Linked DNA regions of Homo sapiens: region 2 is linked to region 1. The links are chromatin loops, found by intact Hi-C in ENCODE. Cell type or tissue: right lobe of liver. All regions are shown on one strand. Each heading gives the region's core, and the rest is flanking DNA. Links, peaks and the distances in the headings are about the cores only. Region 1 overlaps GOSR2 (golgi SNAP receptor complex member 2). Region 2 has its middle 26 kb from the start of LINC01974.

The links. A loop is a pair of places that touch in the nucleus more often than their neighbours do. Peaks named below come from ENCODE experiments on the same cell type or tissue, not always from the same donor. Only the 100,000 strongest peaks of a DNase experiment are listed, where the experiment ranks them.
Region 2: it touches region 1 in a loop (2.6-fold over the local background); 3 of 110 quality-filtered maps call a loop at or near these places.

What each region holds. Positions count from the first base shown.
Region 1 is chr17:46,932,399-46,942,532 of GRCh38, forward strand. GOSR2 (golgi SNAP receptor complex member 2) reads left to right here. Exons shown (of 6, transcript NM_004287.5): 5 at 2,631-2,771; 6 at 6,201-9,622. The coding sequence ends at 6,362. It also overlaps a transcript of LRRC37A2 not described here. Among named protein-coding and RNA genes, the nearest start is that of GOSR2, 14 kb to the left of the region's middle. In right lobe of liver, for the core only: no CTCF peak of the experiment used is centred there; no DNase peak of the experiment used is centred there; H3K27ac peaks cover 345 bases.
Region 2 is chr17:46,882,208-46,892,295 of GRCh38, forward strand. It overlaps a transcript of LRRC37A2 not described here and a transcript of WNT9B not described here. Among named protein-coding and RNA genes, the nearest start is that of LINC01974, 26 kb to the right of the region's middle. RefSeq lists a silencer at 7,356-7,650 and an enhancer at 7,773-8,273. In right lobe of liver, for the core only: no CTCF peak of the experiment used is centred there; no DNase peak of the experiment used is centred there.

The sequences.
Region 1 (10,134 bases), core at 179-5,178:
TGAAGAGGAAGCAGTTAAATTGAAGGGGAATAGGCAGAGGTGAAAATTACCTGGTTGGGCTGGTCTGAGACAGAAAGGTGGAAGTTCACATGGTGGAAACGTTTTTCTGATCAGATAGAGACAGATGATTAGAACTTAGGCCATTTGTAGAGAAGGCAGCATTTCAAAGCTGCCTGCGGGCAGTTGCCATTGTGCCGAGTATGTGTGTGGCTCCAGTGTCAGGTGCATTAAGATGTTTTTGCCCCTAGTCTGAGCAGCAATTTGGAGGAATTTGTTAACAGATGTTTAGGGTTAGATGGACTGCTTGCCTGAGTCTGTCTGAAAGTGTGTTGGTTTGCATGTTTGATTTTTCAGAACCCATTGTCCCTGCCCTTTAGTCTTAACCAGATCATTTCCTGCACATGGCTGTAGAACATACTGGCCTTTTCTGTGTCCTGCATAATATATTCCACTAAATGAAGTGTGCTTTGGCTTTTTGTATTTTGTTTTTTTACAGAGGATTATTTTCTAAAGAGATGTTAGCTTTCTAAGCCAGTTGTTAAAATTCACATCATTTCCTGCTTTGTAGATGTTTAACCCTCAATGCTGCATCCTTGCTTTGCAATAAATTTTCCCAAGTGTTTCAGGCTGTGCCAACATAGTTTTTGCTTCCCCAGACTAAGCAGTCAAGTTACAGTGTTTAACAGTTCAAAAATTTAATGAACTATAAGACACACTAAAAGATGTTTGGATTTTAGATCGTTATAATGTAGTATTCAGGCCTTTTTTAGGCCAAGGATGATCGCTTGGGATTATTTTGTTTTTTGCCAGCCTGGCGTGATGCTGTGCACACCGTCAGTTCTTAATAAACATTGACTTGCCAGATGAAACTTCTTCCTGGTCATTCTACCATATGGAGCTATAATACATTTTTCTGAGAGATAATGGCCCATCAGCCATACTGTTTTAGATGGGAGGGTAAGAAAGATTTGTATGTGAATGGCATTTCATAAGTGCTAGTCAAATTACTGAAGAGAAGTCTCTGAGTCTTTCAAACGCCAGCATCTTCTGACACACTGGGCATTAGCTGCATGCAGAAAACTAGTTAATTCAGGCACTAGGAGTAAAGCACATGATGAAATTAAAAGACCTGACGCCTATCTGTGAGGAGCTCCCCTGTTAGCAGGGGCAGTTGAAAACACGTATGTGCAAAATGATTCCAAATCTGAGCAGCAAAGAAACAGTGGCATAACCTTTTTTTTTTTTTTGGACAATTGAAACTGGAATTTAGGTGGTAAAAACAGCACTAGTGGAGCAGGGCACAATGACACACGCCTGTGATCCCAGCACTTTGGGAGACCAAGGCAGTGGATTGTTCAGGAGTTCACCATCCTGGGTGACATGGTGAGACATTGTCTCTACAAAAAAATATAAAAATTAGCCGGGCGTGGTGGCGTGAGCCTGTGGTCCCAACTACTCTCTGGAGCCTGAGGTGAGAAGATCACTTAAGCCTGGTAGGTCAAGGCTGCTCTCTATCCTGGGTGACAGAGTGAGAGCCTGTCTCAAAAAAAAAAAAAACACGAAACAAACCCCAGCACTACTTGGCAGGAGAGCTTGTGATTGGCAGAAAAGAGAAGGGAACGCTCTCACAGCTGGCGAGGACTTGGCTCCTGCCTATAGTCCACTTTCAGAGCAAAAGTAGAGCCACCAGGATGGGCGTTGGTGTTTCCCTCTACAGTGTGGGTAACAGGGCAGGCCCTGCGCTCAGTACCCACATTCCCAGCTCCACTGGACTTCCAGCTCTGTGATCACTGGACACACTTCCAGCTGTGTGATCTTGGACAAGTTATTCTACCTCTCTGGGCATTTTTTCATCTATAAAATGGGGAGGCCTGTGGACAGATTCCTTGAGCACAGGAGTTGGAGACCAGCCTGAGCAACATGGTGAAACCCTGTCTCTACCAAAAATACAAAAAAGAGAAAGAAAGAAAGAAAAAAGCTGGGCATGGTAGCATGCACCTATGGTCCCAGCTACTCAGAAGGCTGAGGTGGGAGAATTGTTTGAGTCCAGGAGGCTAAGGTTGCAGTGAGCTGAGATCGCGCCACTGCACTCCACCCTGGGTGACAGAGGGAAACCCTGTCTCAAAAAAAAAGAAAATGCAGAAGCACAGCCTCCTCTATCCTTAGTTAACTCTCAGTCTACTTGGAGAGGTAAACTATAGATAAAATAGCTAAAGGACACGAGCAAACATTTAACACTGCATTAAGGGGAAGCCATGGAAAGGAACATTTGGAACCAGCTAGGTTAGTGAGTAGTCAGAGAAAGCCTTTAGGAGACACCCAATGAGGTCTTGAAGGAATAGCTTTTCCTAAGAGGAGATCATGATACAGAGACAAGTATCGTTGGAATGAACGATACTTGTGGAGTGGAACTCATTTGGAGAGTGACAGATCTGAGGAAGTTCCTCTTCTGTGTGGACAGAGGCCACCCCAGGCCTTTGCTTTGCTTTTTCTTATCCATTAGGGTCCGCTGATTCTTTCACCAGCCCCTCCGGCTGTTCTGGCTTGGCCTTGGCCAAAAGACAGAGCAGTGAGACCCCAGGAACTGACTGATAAGCAAAGTTAATCAAGTGCCTGTGTTTCTTTCACAGGACTCTGACACCACCATACCAATGGACGAATCACTGCAGTTTAACTCCTCCCTCCAGAAAGTTCACAACGGCATGGATGACCTCATTTTAGATGGGCACAATATTTTAGATGGACTGAGGACCCAGAGACTGACCTTGAAGGTGGGGTCCCTGCTGGGGGACAGAGAGAAGGCCTCTTGTTTTAGCCTCATCCAACAGTTTAGTAACTGTGTTTATATTTTGATTACGTGTCCTCAAATTGTGATATTTTGATGACAAGACAGAGCCCTTGAGTTTGGGATCCTTTCTGTTGGAGTTGAGTTATTGTGAGCCTGAAAGTACCCAGTTCCTTTGCCAGTGCTTGAAACAAACCATGAAGTGGCCTCTCTTAGGATCCAGGTCTTTTCCCATTTACTGAACTTATCATGAAAGTGAGTGCTACTACGAGGGGTCCAATCACAGGCTGAGAAATTGTGTTACAGAATCTACTCTTGGAAGAATGAAGACGTGGCTGTCCTTTGGTACCTCGCTTTAAGGTGGCTTTCCCTTAGGACCCCTACTGTGGACTGCCTTATAACTAAAACCTTTTGTATTTTAGTAACTGAATCCCCACTGTGCAGTGTTAGGGCTGCCTGGTTGTTTGCAGTAGATTAGAGCTTTAGAAGCTTCTAGAGCTTCTAAAGCCCGTGCTGGTGATCCCAGCGACTCTTCACTCCCTAGCCTTAGGTATTCCTAGAAGCCCTGACCAGTTGGCACTGCTGAGACTCCAGCCCCTGGGAGTGGTTTACAGAAACATTACACAGACTCTGATGTCAGTCATGATGTTTCAGCCTCTGCCCTTTTCCTGTATCAACCCTGATGGATAATAGGGCGTGGGTTCTGTCTGTTATCAGGGTGTGGTCCCCTGTGAATGAAGCACTCCCAGCCACTGAGCTGTGAGAAACAGTCACTCGGAAGTGTGAGCTTTATCTTAGTTTTTGTTGGATCATGTTGAGTCTGTCAGCTCCACAGGACTTCAGTACGTTTCTGAACAGTCCCTGCCATCTCTACGGGGGAGAGGGTCAGGCAAGCTGCAAGTGACACTCACCTCCTGCTGACAGTTGCAGTGTCTCAGATGGCCTGGAAGGGTGGTCTCCAGCAGCCTGCTGGGCGCTCCCCTTTCATGAGAGCCACCTGCAGTGACCTGAACTGATACATGTTGATTAGTCTGCCCTTTCTTTAGAAAACTGCTACTCTCCTTTTCATATCTCAGAAAAACAGTAGAGGCCTTTTAGGACCAAACTCCATGTCACACTGATGAAGAGCCAGTGGGGGTTAGAGCGTCCTGTTAAGGCACATGCTAACTTCCCACTCAAGTCTGGCAGCGCTGGGGCATCAGCACACCTCTTGCCACCCACACTGATACCAGAGGGGAAGGCTGTGAGGTGGCTGGGGGTTGAGACTTGAGGTTTCTAACTTTCCTCTGCACACCTGTGGCTACCTGGTGTTTGTCTCTTGATTCCCTCCACCTGCCTCACACCCTGCCTCCGTCGGGATTTTCCACCTACACCATTCAAAAGGAACATAGGAGAGGGCATGAAGGGGCTAGGCTGAAGCACTCTGATGACTGGGGCCAATTTGTGGCTGAAAATGAATACATTTTTTGAAATTTATGGTCATTTTCAAGTGATTTAGAAGGTTGATCCTTAGCCTCATACAGTGATGAAATAATCTGTGTGTTCAGAGCCAAGCAGGACTTTAGCAAGAGTCTGATTGTATTGTCACTATCTCGGGGAAAAAAAAATACAAATACATTTCTCTGATCTCTGATGGCAATGAAGTTTGACTTGTAATTTCTCTGGCTGAGGCTTCTTAATTGCTTTCTGGGCAGAATGTAGATTTTGGATTCCTGTCCATGATGCCTAATGTTGATCTCACTTTCCTTGTTTCTCTCAGTTGCTCATTAATGTGTATTTATTAAAAAAAAAAAAAAAGGATATGGGGCATGAGGTTAGATGCCATGCATATAAGTTGCAGTGGGTGATATGTGCTGAGTGACTTGGGGTCTGCCCCGGCATTCACTTATACTTGTTTCTTACTAAGAAATTGAATGTGCTTTAAGCTGAAAATTAGAAAGCAGTAGGGAAGGACAGGCTGGATGGTTTGGGTTGTTGGTTTAGGAATAAAATGCCCTTTTGTTTTGGTGGTGGGTGATGCCATCTATAGAAGGGTTTTAGGTCATTGTGTTGGTGTCTTTCCGTCTTTCCCACTTGAGACCCTCTTGTAAATATGGACTTGACCCACCCATTGTACTCAGAAGAAACCTCAAAGATTGTACTCTACAAAGTAAATAGGTTGGTATCAATGATTATTGGAACTAGAGAGCCGAGGACAAGTTTTTTGATGTTGCCTTCTTTTTATAGTATAAAATATTCTAATTTTAAGTATTTTTGTTGAGATATAATTTACAGACAGTAAGGTATACAGATCATATTTTTACAATTCAGTGAATTTGGGCAATTGTATCAGCCTTTGTAACTCACACTCCCATCAAGGCCCGGACCATTTCACCTCTGAAAGATCCCTCGTACCCCTTCCCAGTCAGTTGACCCCTCTGCCCCAGGCAGCCACTGTTGTGATTTATTTCACCATAGATGAGGTTTTCTTGTTATTGAACTTCATATAAAGGTATTCATGCTACTCTTTTCTATGTGGCTTCTTCCTCCCAGTATGTTTCCAAGGTTCATTCATATTGTTACCTATTTAATTCCATGTTGGTAGTCAGGTACTTTTTATTGCAAAGCAGTATTCCATTGGTACAGGTTTACCATAGTTTGTTCATTCATCTTGTGATTAGTGACACCATTGTTTTCAGTATGTATTTATTTATGTATTTTTTGAGACAGGGCCTCCTTCTGCCACCCAGGCTGGAGTGCAGTGGTGTGATCTTGGCTTACTGCAGCCTCGAACTCCTGGGCTCAAGTGGTTCTGTCACCTTAGCCTCGCAAGTAGCTAGAACCACAGGTGCACACCACCACACCTGGCTAATTTTTTTTTGTAGAGAAGGGGTCTTCACTACGTGCCCAGGCTGATCTCGAAATCCTGGCCTCAAGTAATCCTCCCACCCACCCCTCCCAGAGTGCTGGGATTACAGGGATGAGTCCCTGCGCCTGGCCTGTTTGCAGTTTTTAGATATTCTCCTGTGTTTTTTTCTAGAAGCTTTAATTGTGGCTTTAGCTTTTATGTTTAATTCTATGAACCATCTCAAATTAATTTTTATGTATAATGTGAATTGAGGTTCAATTTTTACACACATATCTGTAAGAGAGATACATATATATAAAATACATACCTGTGATATTATATAGTCAGTCGTTCCAGCACCATTTGTGGAAAAGACTTTTCTTTCCACTTAGCGTTGCTCTGGTACCTTGATCAAAAATCAGTCGACGACATGAGAGTGGCTCTATTTCTGGCTGATATTGCTTTCTGTGTATTCTGGGCATGACCAAGAGAATGTCTGTTGGCAAAGCTCCATCTCCTGATGCCATTCACCCACTCTTGGTAAAGCGACTTGATGTTTGTTTTTTTTTCTGTTCTCTTCTGCCCCAGGGGACTCAGAAGAAGATCCTTGACATTGCCAACATGCTGGGCTTGTCCAACACAGTGATGCGGCTCATCGAGAAGCGGGCTTTCCAGGACAAGTACTTTATGATAGGTGGGATGCTGCTGACCTGTGTGGTCATGTTCCTCGTGGTGCAGTACCTGACATGAGCCAGCCACGCTCAGTGGCTGAACAGCATTCCCACAGCCTGCAAGTGTGTGTGTGTGTGAAAGAGAGAGGGGGGCCCAGAGGCCGCCTTTTGAAATGTTTGCCTGTCTGAACTGTGAAGACACTTGGGAGTGATTGTGGTCTAATTTCCAACCTGCTCTGTTTTCTGTGACATCTTGGAGGGGGAGCTAGTGCCACCACCATGCGCGGTGCTTAGGAAATGAAAGAAGTCCCGGGTCTGTCTCTCTCACTCTCGCTCTCACTGGGGGAGGGAAAGAATGGCTTTGGTGGCTTTGTTCACATAGCTGATGCGTGCCCTGGGAAGGTGTCCACAGTGAGCCCTGTGTGCAGGACTGTCCACACGGTTCACACCTTGTCACCATCAGGCCTTTCTGGCTCCTGATAGGGTGGAGCAAAAGTGGAAAGGAAAGGAAAGAGGCCTTTTCTCACAGCCATTATATTAAATAGTAGGTCGATTCACATCCTCGTGCTCCTGGCCACCCTCCCCTGTGCCTCAGTGACATGTAGATGACTGACTGCCAATACTTGTCACCATTCCCTGGAAGCAGCTACCTAGGGGAAACAAGATGTAGTGCTATTGCCGATAACAAGTAAGATTTTCCACACTACAGCTGGGTGTTTCTCTTTTCTAAAGTGAGGCCAGTGTTATTTCCCGGGAGTGTTCAGTCTTGACCCTAGTCACTGATTTTTTCTAGTTGTTAATAGAGTGGTTGGCTTTTAAGGTTCAGAGACTGTGGCTTGGCACCTGCGCCCAGGCTTTGTGGGCCTTTGCCCCTTAGAAAGTAGCTGTAGGCAAAGATTTGTGATTTTCCAATTACAGTCTCAGCTCTAGTTTTAGTATCTCTAATTCTTTGGTTCCCTTCTCTTCCCTGAAATATATTAGCACCTGCCAGCCAGGCCCTCATTTTGCCCAGCCAGTGTGGGCAGATCCCACCGTGGAGACATCTGTAGTGTGTATGTCCTTGTAACACTCTGTTTTCAGGGACTACAACCTTTTTCCTTCTGTGACCAGCCCCGGATTCAGGCTGTACTAATACCAGGTATATTGTGGAATTTAGTATAAAGGCCAATCTGTCCTGAAGTCCATCTAATGTGGTGAATCACTGAAAGTCTCAGAAAGACCTGGTTAGTGTATGTTCTCATTTACCACAGGCCTACCAGCCCTGGGCACAGCAGCTTCATGGCAAGACATAAAATGACACTCAAAATCCTTCAGATCTGGAAACCGGCTCAGTATTAACCCTACCTTTGGTTGTCCTGCCCTACCTGCTCTGTTAGTTTCTTGTTGCTTGAACTGTCTTCTGTCTTATTTCCCTTCCTTTCTGTGTTCCTCTTCACCTCTCTTGTTCCCCTCCCCGCTGCTCTGTAGTCATGTTGGTCCTTTCAGGCACCTCTGTGGCATAGCTCCCCTTTGGTAAGTTTTCTTAATTGTCATAGATTAACTGAGTTTCCTGGATGCTAATTTCACACTTTCGGTTGGAGGAGATCTCCATTGTTCCTACCCCTCCGGGCCAAATGGGCCCCAGGTTTCCAAGGAAGGAGCAATCTGTGACTCCTAAAATGGGTTGGGGCCCTGCCAGAGTTAAAGCAGTGACTGGAGGGTGGACTGGGGGGTTGCAGCATCTTTAGACCTAGATCTGTCTAACTCTGGGGAGGCACATTGACATTTCCATTACACACAGCACTGCTGCGGTGCCAGGGACCTAGCGCAGGACTTTTGGTAATCCATAAAATGGATTCTGAGACTGCGACGGCAAGGCTGTCCTGTCCCCCAGGCACCCAAGGATCCTGCCAGACAGCACACTTTGGAGGAAGGTCTGCAGGGAGCAGCTGAGCCATTTGTTCTTGAACTCTGGGAGGCAGAAGTCCCCGCACCCATCATGCGTGGACTGATAGGACATCTTTTCGTGGTGTGCACCAGTGCTTTCCACACTTGACAGTGGTTGGCTTTGATGAACCCTCATGCTGCACCTTCAGAGCCAGTCCTCTAGTTTGGAATAAAAATTGCAGAGGTGGTTTTTGGGTCTTTACCACCTGCGGCTGGTGGACAGCAGCCAGTGTGTCTGGACACCCAGGGGCATTGAGACTGCATGTTGTCACATGACCACTTCTCTTCACACATCTGCTTTCAGTGCCTGGTGAAAAATAGACCTTGGCCTAACAGTGTGACTCTCTCCACCGCCTCAGTGTAGGGAAGGGTCCAGGCCAGGGAAGGAGCACCCTCTAGTGGAGGCGGGGGTGAATTCTTAGGTCGAGCTGATGCAAGAAACTCCGGTAGCCAGCCTCTGTGACCTTGTACATGAGTTTGGTGTGCCTATTGTGATTTAAAACAGGTGGGTTATCAAGAGGAACTTGAGATCTCTTTATTACATGGACATTTACTTCAGGGGGACCACTGTAAGAAAAGCCAAACTCCAAGACCAAGTAAGTTAGAGGAGTCTTGATTTTTTAGACTTCACTGCGGAGTTCTGTACACCCTTTGCCCTGATGAATTTGAATGGGTTTGATTTGCAAATTTGGATTTACACCCATTGTTTTGGAAGCACATCAGCTGAATAAAGTTGAGGTTTATTTTATTTAGAAAATCACATTTTGTAAAAGAATTCGATATTCATTTTTATAACTAATGGCCCCCTTTTTTTATGTTTCTAGGCCAGAGATTCTCAAACACTGCTCCATGGCCAGGGGCTGGGCTGGCTGCTTCAGAAGCAGTGGGGAAGCTTTTTAAAATTACATATTCCTGGGGCCTACCCCAGATCTGAATTAGAACCTTTTTTAAATCTCTAAGGTGATTTTATTTTATTTTTTATTTTTGAGACAGTCTCGCTCTGTCACCCAGGCTGGAGTGCAGTGGCGCAATCTTGGCTCACTGCATCCTCTGCCTCCTGGGTTCAGGTGATCCTCATACCTCAGCCTCCTGAGTAGCTGGAACTACAAGTGTGTGCCACCATGTCTGGCTAATTTTTTTTTTTTTTTTGTATTTTTTAGTAGAGACAGGGTTTTACTATGTTGACCAGATTGGTCTTAAACTCCTGGCCTCAAGTGATCTGCCTGCTTCGGCCTCCCAAAGTTCTAGGGTTACAGGTGTTAGCCACTGTACCTGGCCTCTAAGGTGATTCTGATGTGTGTATTTTGGAACCACTGTCTCCTAGACAGAAAGCTTCTGTCTCAAAGATGATCACATTGGTGTAAAGAGCAAAACTTGTTAAGTCCAAAATAAATTCTTACTGTTTATATCCTACCTTAGTCCAAAAAAGATTTGAGGAGACTTTGAGGAAATAACTGAAACAGATACAAAGAAGTGAGGCACAAGAACAAATCAAGTCAGTGTAGAATGTCGACATCAGGACAAGGAACTCAAACGTTGTAACACCCTAAGAAATGTTTGGGGAACCCTAATTTGACTTTCAGCTCCAGTAGCCAAAGCAAAGAAAGAAACGTCATCTGTTACTGTCTCAACCGGGGGGTGACATTTTCTCAAGGGAAAGCCTAGGCCCTTCATAAACAGCTTGCCTGTAGGCCTCACGGAGGTCAGACAGGGATTTTCCTGGCTCCATCCCTGCCAATCTGAAACCCTCTCACTTATGTTCTCCATCATTTATCCTCATTATGCAGACAAGGGGCTGAGCTGTGGTGACTGTGAAGGCCTCACAGGAGTCCGAGAGGAGCTGGCCCCTCATCCAGCTTGGAACCATGGGCCCACTTAATCTCCCACACTTCTCGTGGGGTGCTCTGCTGGGGTCTGGGGGGATT
Region 2 (10,088 bases), core at 1-5,000, 50 kb before region 1:
CACTCAAGAATTAGGCATTGCACGTTGTTTTCATGTCTCTCCAGCTCCCTGTAATCTAGAACAGTCCCCCTCTTTCTTTGCTTTCATAACAGTGATAGTTTGAAGAGTCCAGGCTGCATGTCTCGTGGAATACCTCTCAACTGAGATTTGCCTGATCGTTTCCTTGTACTTGGATTCAGGTTAAACATTTTGGCAATAAGCTGCTTGGGTGATGTGTATCCTATTCTGTGCATGCTGTAAGGAGCCACAGGATGTTTTGCTCTTGTTGCCCAGGCTGGAGTGCAGTGGTGCGATCTCGGCTCACAGCAACCTCCACCTCCTAGGTTCAAGCGATTCTCCTGCCTCAGCCTCTAGAGTAGCTGGGATTACAGGCTCACCCATGATGGGGATGGGGACATTCTGGAGGGAGAGGCACTGGCGGGAAGCATCCTATGCCTGCCCCCACCCTTCCCATTTCTTTCCGATTCTTGACTTCGCTCCATCTCTCACCTGGAGTTCCTTCTTGCAACCGATCATGCAGCAAACACGGATTGGTGGCCTATGGTGCACGAGGCACGTGACAGGGTCCTAGATGCCATGGTAATGAGACTAGGTCCAGCCTTCAGGGAGGTCCCAGACAAGGGGAGAGACAAGCAAAGAGATGGCTGGCATGCACGGTGTCCAGCACTCCAATAGGTGGCTCTGTGCAGGCTCCACCCCACACAGGCATTCCTGTGCAGGCCATTTCCTCATACTCCCCTCTGGGCAACCCCAGGGGTCCATACAACCATGATCCCCATTTTTTTTTTTGAGACAGAGTCTCCCTCTGTCTCCCAGGCTGGAGTGCAGTGGCATGATCTCTGCTCACTGCAAGCTCCGCCTCCCAGGTTCATGCCATTCTCCTGCCTCAGCCTCCCGAGTAGCTGGGACTCCAGGTGCCCGCCACCACGCCCGGCTAATTTTGTTTTTGTATTTTTAGTAGAGACGGGGTTTCACCACGTTAGCCAGGATGGTCTTGATCTCCTGACCTCGTGATCCGCCCACCTCAGCCTCCCAAAGTGCTGGGATTACAGGCGTGAGCTACTGCGCCCGGCCTTTTTTTTTTTTTCCTTTGTGAGATGGAGTCTCGCTTTTGTCACCCAGGCTGGAGTGCAATGGCGCAATCTTGGCTCACTACAACCTCCGCCTCCCGGGTTCAAGTGAGTCTCCTGCCTCAGCCTATAGAGTAGCTGGGATTACAGGCGCCTACCCCACGCCCGGCCTTATTTTTGTATTTTTAGTAGAGACGGGGTTTCACCATGTTGGCCAGGCTGGTCTTGAACTCCTGACCTCAGGTGATCCACCCATCTTGGCCTTCCAAAGTGCTGGGATTACAGGCGTGAGCCACTGTGCCTGGCCTATGATCCCCATTTTATAGATGAGGAAACTAAAGCTCAGAGAGGTTCCCTTGCTACACAATAAGTAGCAGGGCTGGAAATGAAACAGCTTCTTCACTGCCTCTTCCCGGGGAGTGCTGGGCACGGCCTGGGGACAGAGAGACGGGGTATGAGGGAGTTGCAAGGATTCAGGGCGACTGGTGGCATCTTCCAGTCCTGCCACTTGGTCCTCCTTGTCTTCTCCTCTCTCTCTTTCTCCCCACCCTGCATACCGCAAAGAGGAGGTTAATGCCTCTCACGCGTCTTATCCCCCCACTCCCATCCCTCCTCAAGTCCCCAGGGGCTGTGGGGCCCATATTCCTCCCTGGCTCTCTTGGGCCCATTAGTGTGTTTACGCTGGAGCCGTCTCAGGGGAGCTGAGCCCCTACCCCTGCCCCACCGTCCTCCCGCCATGGAGAGTGGGCAGTGGAGTGGTGGAGGCCGGGCAGAGGCACGGGAGAACCTGACCCAGCGTCCGAATTCCTGCCCCCACGTCTCAACAAGTCCAGGGTGGCCAGAAGCCTGGAGAGCAACGGTAGCCCCCCGGGACCCCCACCTCTTCCCACACAGCCCCACCAGAGCCTGACAGGCTCTAATCTCAGCTGTCTTCATGCAGCCAGCCCTCCGAGCCCGGGGTCACCTGACGCTGACACATTTTAATTCAGAAGCTGATTTCTGCTTGTTGGCAACATGTCATTTCTGAAATTGCTTTCTCTGCCCAGAGGCGGGAGATGTCAGAGCTGCGCAGGTGTTGCAGTGGTGCCGCCCCCGCCCCACACCCAGCCCCCTCTCCAAGTTCAGGAAGGATTAAGGGGCGTGAGGGGGCACACAGGAGATCCTCAAGCTCTGCTTCTCATGTTTCCCCAAGTGCTGGGGGCCAGGGATGGGGGACTCCTGGAATGGCCTCTGCTTTCCTTTCCAGCCTGATGACAGAGGCCCAGGGTTTGGTAAATGAAGTTGCTGCTCTGCCAGTGCTGACAACAGCCACAGTAGTTGTTTTGCGCAGGCTTCATACAGGTACCAAGTGCTCTGCAGAGTGCCTCTCGTGTGCATTGTTGTATTTGAATCTTATGACAACGCTCCAAGTTGGTGTCATCCCTCCTTTGCAGCTGAGAAAACCGGGGCTCAGAGGGGTTAGACCACTTGCCTGAGGTCACACAGCAAGTATGAGGCGGGGCCAGCTTTCAGACCCAGTGAAGGCGACAGCTGGACTGGGATTGGGAGGTCTGGGAAGGGAGAGGCCGTGGAGCTGGGGAGGACTATGGCCTGGCTTCTCCTATATTTGCTTCCTGACTTGGTTCAAATATCTCCAGTGAAATTTGTGAACTCCCCCAACTTCCCCACTCCTGCAACCCATCAAATAGTTATTTGCTCCCTCTTTTATATTTCCTTAGCTTTTTTTTTTAGACGAAGTCTTGTTCTTGTTGCGCAGGTTGGAGTGCAGTGGCAAGATCTCAGCTCATCACAACCTCCACCTCCCGGATTCAAGCGATTCTCCCGTCTCAGCTGCCTGAGTAACTGGGATTACAGGCATGCACCACCACGCCTGACTAATTTTGTATTTTTGGCTAATTTTGTATTTTTAGTAGAGATGAGGTTTCTCCATGTTGGTCAGGCTGGTCTCGAACTCCCGACCTCAGGTGATCCACCCGCCTCGGCCTCCCAAAGTGCTGGGATTACCGGTGTGAGCCACTGCGCCTGGCCAGCATTTTTTTTTTTGAGACAGAGTCTCGCTCTGTCACCCAGGCTGGAGTGCACTGGCATGATCTCTGCTCACTGCAACCTCCACCTCCCAGGTTCAAGTGACTCTCTTGGCTCAGCCTCCCAAGTAGCTGGGACTACAGGCGTGCACCACCACGCTCAGCTAATTTTTGTATTTTCAGTAGAGATGGACTTTTATCATGTTGGCCAGGCTGGTCTCGAACTCCTGGTCTCAAGTGATCTGCCAGCCTCAGTCTCCCAGGGTGCTGGGATTACAGGTATGAGCCACTGTGCCCGGCCGCCTTAGCATTTTGTGTATGTTTTGAGTGACAGCCATCTGTCAATATTGGCATCTTTTGTTTTATTGGATGAATGAATGAACAAATGAATTTATAAATCTTGTTCTCCATACTGTTTACCCATCCTCATTTCCCTCACTTGGCAGTGTCTTGCCATAGCAGGCTTCCTGGTGTAGCTGGCACCACATCCCTCCCTGACACACGGCCTCCTTATTGCCCCTGCTACTTGCCTTTTTCTCTCCTCCCTTTCCTTCCCTTCATTCCCCCTGGCTTCCCCTTCCCAACTCTCAGAATCCCTGGCTGCCTCAACCACAAGAACAAAGCTGTGCAGAAGCCTGAACCTGGAGCTTCTGCAAGATGAGGTGGGGAATGAGCTAACCCAGCTGGAAAGCAGCCTGCTGATCCCTGGGAGAGACGGCGCTTGGGCCAACCCACCCTCCCCAAGGTGGTCCCCTGCCTCAGCTCCACCCGCTTCCCCAGATGAACTTCTTTCTCTCCCTCCAGCGCTTCAGAGGATGCACAGCTGTGTGTACTTGACCCTGAGCCTGGGCTAGTGCTGGGGACATAGCCAGTCTGGCTGATACCCATATCAGTACAGAAAGCTGTCCTCACCCACTTCATGCACTAGTTGCATTGGTATGAAGCATTAGCTTTATAACTATCCCATTTACTGCAGGCATAAACCTATATCAATTGGTGGGGATGGAGGTTAAATGAGAGAAGACATCAAAGATGCATAGAACTATTGGGCCCCTTTCAATTAATAAATAAAATTTGTAGGAGGCCATTAGTTTGTACTGTGCTCCTGTAATGGACCCAACAGACCAAACAAATATGGAGTCACTCATGCTAAATGCAATTAACTTGGGAGTATACTCCTAAGTTGCAAAAAGTGGTAACAAATAGCTGAGTTTTGGGGCAGTTACAGCAGCTGAGCATCTGTCAATGTAGGTGGCCAGGTGATTCAATTAAGGATGCTGTAACCAATTAAGCTGTATCTACACCTCACTTCTGTTTTCTATCTACAAATACTGCGTGATCATGTTGCTGGTTGGAGTTCTTTGAATAAGCTGTGGTTCGGAGGGATGCCCAATTCTAGAATCATGAATAAAAGCCTATTAAGATCTTTAAACAAAATTTATTGTCATTTTGTCTTTTGACATTTTACAGATGGGCAAAGTGAGGCCAGGTGAGCAACAGCATCTGTTTTTTTTGTTTGTTTGTTTGTTTTTTGAGACTGAGTCTCACTCTGTCACCCAGGCTGGAGTGCAGTGGTGCGATATCAGCTCACTGCAAACTCCACCTCCTAGGTTCAAGCAATTCTCCTGCCTCAGCCTCCCGAGTAGCTGGGATTACAGGCGTGCACCACTATACCTGGCTAATTTTTGTGTTTTTAGTAGAGACGGGGTTTCACCATGTTGCCCAAGCTGGTCTCGAACTCCTGGGCTCAAGCAATCCACCTGCCTTGGCCTCCCAAAGTGCTGGGATTACAGGCATGAGCCACTGTGCCCGGCCAGCAAGAACATCCTTAACACAAAGTTGGAGTCATGGTAAAATGAGGTCAGGATTGGGCAGGCACTAACAGGACTTTGGAAGTATAGCATTGCTCTATCTCCTGATAATTAATGAGGGATACTGTTTATGTTCCCATTTAAAAATTAAGCCTAAAAAATTGAAATTGGGATCCATTTCACAGAGGATGGTCAAATGTCCAAGAAGAAGGGACAGGTGGTCATTAAAATTCAGATAAACAGAGTTCCCAGTGAGCACTGTCTTGGGAGTAGAACTAAGCAAGCAAAGTCACCTTTCTTCTCTGAGCCTCATTCATTAAAAAAAAAAAATCTCTATATAGATATCTTTCTATAGCAATCTCTCAGAGAGGGCCAGGCGTGGTGGCTCAAGCCTGTAATCCCAGCATTTTGGAAGGCTGAGGTGGGTGGATCATCTGAGGTCAGGAGTTTGAGACCAGCTTGGCCAACATGGTGAAACCCCATCTCTACTAAATACAAGAAATTAGCCGGGCATGGTGGCATATGCCTGTAACACCAGACACTTGGGAGGCTGAGGCAGGAGAATCGCTTGAACCCAGGAGGTGAAGGTTTCAGTGAGCCAAGATCACTCCACTGCACTCCAGCCTGGGCGACATAGCGAGACTCCCTGTCCAAAAGAAAGAAAGAAAGAAAGAAAGAAATCTCTGAGAGAGATAGATAACACATGTAGCACTCCTACTATGTGCCAAACACTGTGCTGGGCCCCAGGGATGAAGCAATTAGTGAGACAGGCGGAGTCCCTGCTCTTAAAACACAGAAGACAGATAAACAAGTCATCACTATTCAATGTGATGAAACTGACAACCCTACTCACCCTGGGCAGCCAAACTCAGTGGCTGGGAGCTAGAGATAGGGAGAGCAGGGAGACTTTTTACTCCATTTCTTGTTGCTTTTGAATTCTGAACCATGTGAATGTATTCCTGATCCAAAATAAATAAAAATAAAATGTGATGAGTTTTCACAAGCGGGAGTGTGCTTATGGGAACATCAGCAGGGAGAAGGGATACCGACCTGGCCTAGAGGATGTCAGAGAAAGCTTCCCAGAGAAGTGAGAGCCCAGCTACAGCCTGAAGCTTAGGGAGGTGTGGGTCAGGTGGGGAGTTGGAGGGAGAGGGATGCAGGTGTCAATGGAAGTTTATGGTGCTGGGTGATAAACACCAACGTTGCAGGGTCACTGGGAGGATTAAAAGTGTCCCCAGAAAGTGCCTGGCACACAGGATGTGCTTACTGTATGGTAGCTATTATTATTCCTCAATTATGGTTGCTGTCATTGGCAGAGGCTAGGGAGAGGGGACCCTAAGGCTGCCACTGACTCTACTGATATATTCCTGGGCCTCTGAAAGGCCTTGGTGACAGGAACTCATAACACTGCTGCGGCATTTTACAGTTTACACTAATCCAATCCTGGGTACAGGAGGGCAGAAAGAAGTTTGAAGCTCAGGGTGGCCCACTAAGGGGGGTTCTTGGCTCTTCTAGAATCAGCTGTCTGTCAAGCACAGGACCAAAACAACCCCACACTGTCTGGTTGCTCATCTTATGTCACAGACCAAGAAATTTCCCCATGCTAGGAAGGGACAGAACTCTCTCCCTGCCCCAGACCCAAGGCAGCAGCATACCGTTCATAGCAGTGAAAACCAGTGTTTCTGAGCACCACCAATGCACCTGGTGCTGTGCAAAATGCTTCACTTGGATTTGATTAAATCCTTGACCTCACAACCACCCTACCAGGAGCAAGCTACTGTAATCACTACCCCCATTTTACAGATGAAGAAACTGAGGCATGCAAAGGTTAAGTAACCTGCATGAGTTCACATTGTCAAGCTTTGACTCCAGGTGCCTCTTAGCCCCTTACTGACCCTAAAGCAGAGCTCTCATGTCTAAAATTTCCTCTGCTTGCCTGCTCAGCTCTTCCCTGCAGCAGGAAGAGAACCATTTCTTCTGACTCTGCAGAGCCTACTAAGTGCAACTCAACCTTTATTCGTATCCTAGACTTAGAACCCATGGAGGCATGAATAAGATTTTGAAAATCTGATTTCCAGGGGGGCCAGATGGTCAGGAGTTGACTATATCTAGATGCAGGATGGGGAGGCAATGAACCACTCACTCAGAGATGTCCCCTTCAGAATCAGGACCTCTGGGTATGACTGCCTTAGCCAGGCAGGAAGTGCCTCCCTGGGCGTGGCGGGGGTGGCTCAGCATGTCTGACCCCCAGAGAGCTGTGGGGCCAGCTAGCCACAGGGAAGCAGAGCTGGAGACCAAGTCCCCTCTGTCCTTTCTTGGAAGGACATGGAAGTCACGTCTTAACCCATAGCTTCATCATGGCCTTAGTGGAGACCAGCCAACTGTCAGGGGTCATGGCCATCAGCCCCCAGTTGGCTAAATGGACCTCTGAGTCCTAAAAGGCTAATTAAGACCTCTGACTTCTGTGTTCTTGGTCCCCTGTCATCCATACCTGTGCTGTGATTATTAGAGCATGCCTTTTCTTCCCTCCCAACCCTGGATGGAGGGGGTCCACATAGCCCTCCCTCACCCTCCTTGCCACAGACACCAAGCCCTTGTTTATTCTGAAAGTGTCAGTTGCATTTCATGAACTCCTAAGCGGGACCTTGGACTTCTGACTCCTAGAAAACAGAAGGCAGCTTCTACTAGCAACCAGACCCCAGCTTTGCACTCAGGGCTGACATTCTTTATCGATGGACCTCTCTGTGACTTTATTTCTACATCATCTGTAAAATGAGGATCGAGATACTAACACACCTACATCGCAAGGATCATGTTCGTTAAAACAAATGCTTAGAATAATGCCTGGCATATTGTCAGCTCTAAACAAGCATTCTCTGCAATTACTATTATTACCGCAAGTATCATCCTGAGCAGCCCCTCCCATGCCACCATTTCAGCCCGGCCTGCATCTCCACCCCTGAGGCCCTGCCTCATTCTTGGGTCTGCTCTATGTCTTTTGTCCCTCATCCCTCCTCCTCCTCGCTCCTCTTCCCTCCCTGTCAGTCCCCCGCTGCTCCTGCAGTCTTGTGCCGACTAATCATGCTGCTGTCAGTTCAGATTAGAGCCCATTACGTTCCTTCATCTCAGCTTAAAATTTTTGTGGTTTCCCAACTCTGCCTAAAGTGCTCCACGAGGGACAAGGGCCATCCAGCTGGAGGGTGCTTCAGGAGGAAGAATTCGGGTCTGTGAGTCCCCTGGTGGGCTTTCCTCCTTCCTGCCAATTCGATAAGAGGCTGGATGGTGGGGAGTGGGCAAAGGAGAGCAGTCCCTCCTGGACTGCCATCAGGAGCTCAGGCCCCGAGACCAGGGAGCGGGAGGTCTTGGCATCCCAGGACCCTCGAGGTAGACTCATACTGGTGTCGTGTGACAGCACTGCTCTGGGACCACATTTGGTCACTCCATTTGAGAATTCCCAGGGCTGTGAAATTTTGCAACTGAGAGACTCCTGGCAAAACCACTGTGCTCAGCCCCTGAACCGGGGTCTATCTCCTTCAGCCACAGGCATGGCCTGTCTTTGTGATGGCGTTGTCCATAGTAACCCTTGGACCTTGTCACAAGCCTGCCTTCCAACAGCCCAAGCTCCAAGGATCTCACCAGCCATGGGGTCCCTCAGGAGCCCTGGGCAAAGCTCTCAGGAAGAGACAAAAGCAGAAGCAAGAGGCACGGGCGGGGGTTGGATGCAAGGAAGGAAGGAAGCCAAGAACCACCCGTTTTAATGCTCTTGTTCAGTGGGCCTGGTATTGAGCCAGGACTTTGCCCGCCTCATCCTATTTAATTTCCATTAACAGCCCCTGAGGTAGGTGCACCTATCACCACTTGACAGTTGAGGAAACTGAGGCACAGCGAAATGAAAAGCCCTTGCCTGAGGCTGGAAAGGGGAAGAGCAGGATTTTGAATTTACGTTGCAAAGCACCTGATGGGGAGAGACAGGAGGGCGACCCCTGGCAGCCTCAGGGCTGTCTGGCTAGTCTCAGCCTCTAGAAAAGTTGGGTCCAGACCCTGAAATTCTGTGTCTGGGTCTTCCTTGTCCTGTGACTTGGGTATTACGTGTTAATAATCATATTTAACCTTTGTGTAGCGCATTCCTGTTTACAAAGTGTCTTCCGTGGCCTTTCTTTTTGAGCCTCGCCATAGCCCACAGGGCAGGCAGGGGTGCCTTATCATCCCTCTTTTGCAGATAAGGAAACTGAGGCTCAGAGAGATGAAGCCTCTTGCCAAGGTCACAGATGGAAGATGACCCAACCAGAACCCAAAGCAAGGTCGCCAGGGCCCAGCTGTGCAGTGAGGACACCACACTCTGACCTCTTTGATGGATGGTCTGCATTCACCCCACCATCTGCAACGTCCTCAGTTGGGCCAAGATCTGAGAGGCTTCCAAGGGGTACGCAGCCAGGGGCTCTCATCTGGGCCCCTCAAACCTTCTCCCTCCCAAAGCTATCAGTTCAGTTGGGAGGATGTCAGTTTGTCTGTACGGAACACCAGGGAGAAAATTATCACCGCCATGAAATGCTTCCCGTTCCACATGACCTGACAGCCTTCCAGCCAGAAATGTCCTTGCATGTGGCCCAGTCTCATCCTCTCACTAGGCCTGGTCCTTCTTTATCCCCTGACCAGAGGACTCCCCTCTGCAGGGGCTTCAGGAACCCCAGAGCTTTCTTGGCTCCAAACTAAATGGTCTCTGTTTCTAGTGAAGGTTAATGGCAGTCCTTAGAGTTTCCAAGTTCCTCCTTTTACTCTTTTTTTCTTTTCTTTTCTTTTCTTTTCTTTTTTTTTTTTTTTTTTTGAGATGGAGTCTTGCCCTGTCACCCAGCCTGGAGTGCAGTGGTGTGATCTCAGCTCAGTGCAACCTCCACCTCATGGGTTCAAGTGATTCTCCTGCCTCAGCTCTGGAGTAGCTGGGATTACAGGTGTCCACCACCATGTCCAGCTAATTTTTGTATTTTTAGTAGAGATGGGGTTTCACCACGTTGGCCAGACTGGTCTCGAACTCCTGATCTCAAGTGATCCACTTGCCTCGGCCTCCCAAAGTGCTGGGATTACAGGTGTGAGCCACTGCACAGGCCTCCTCCCTTTATGCTTGGTGGCTGGAAATGTCACACCCCTGCCTAAAAACCCCAGGTAAGTCCCTCAGCTCTTCCCCA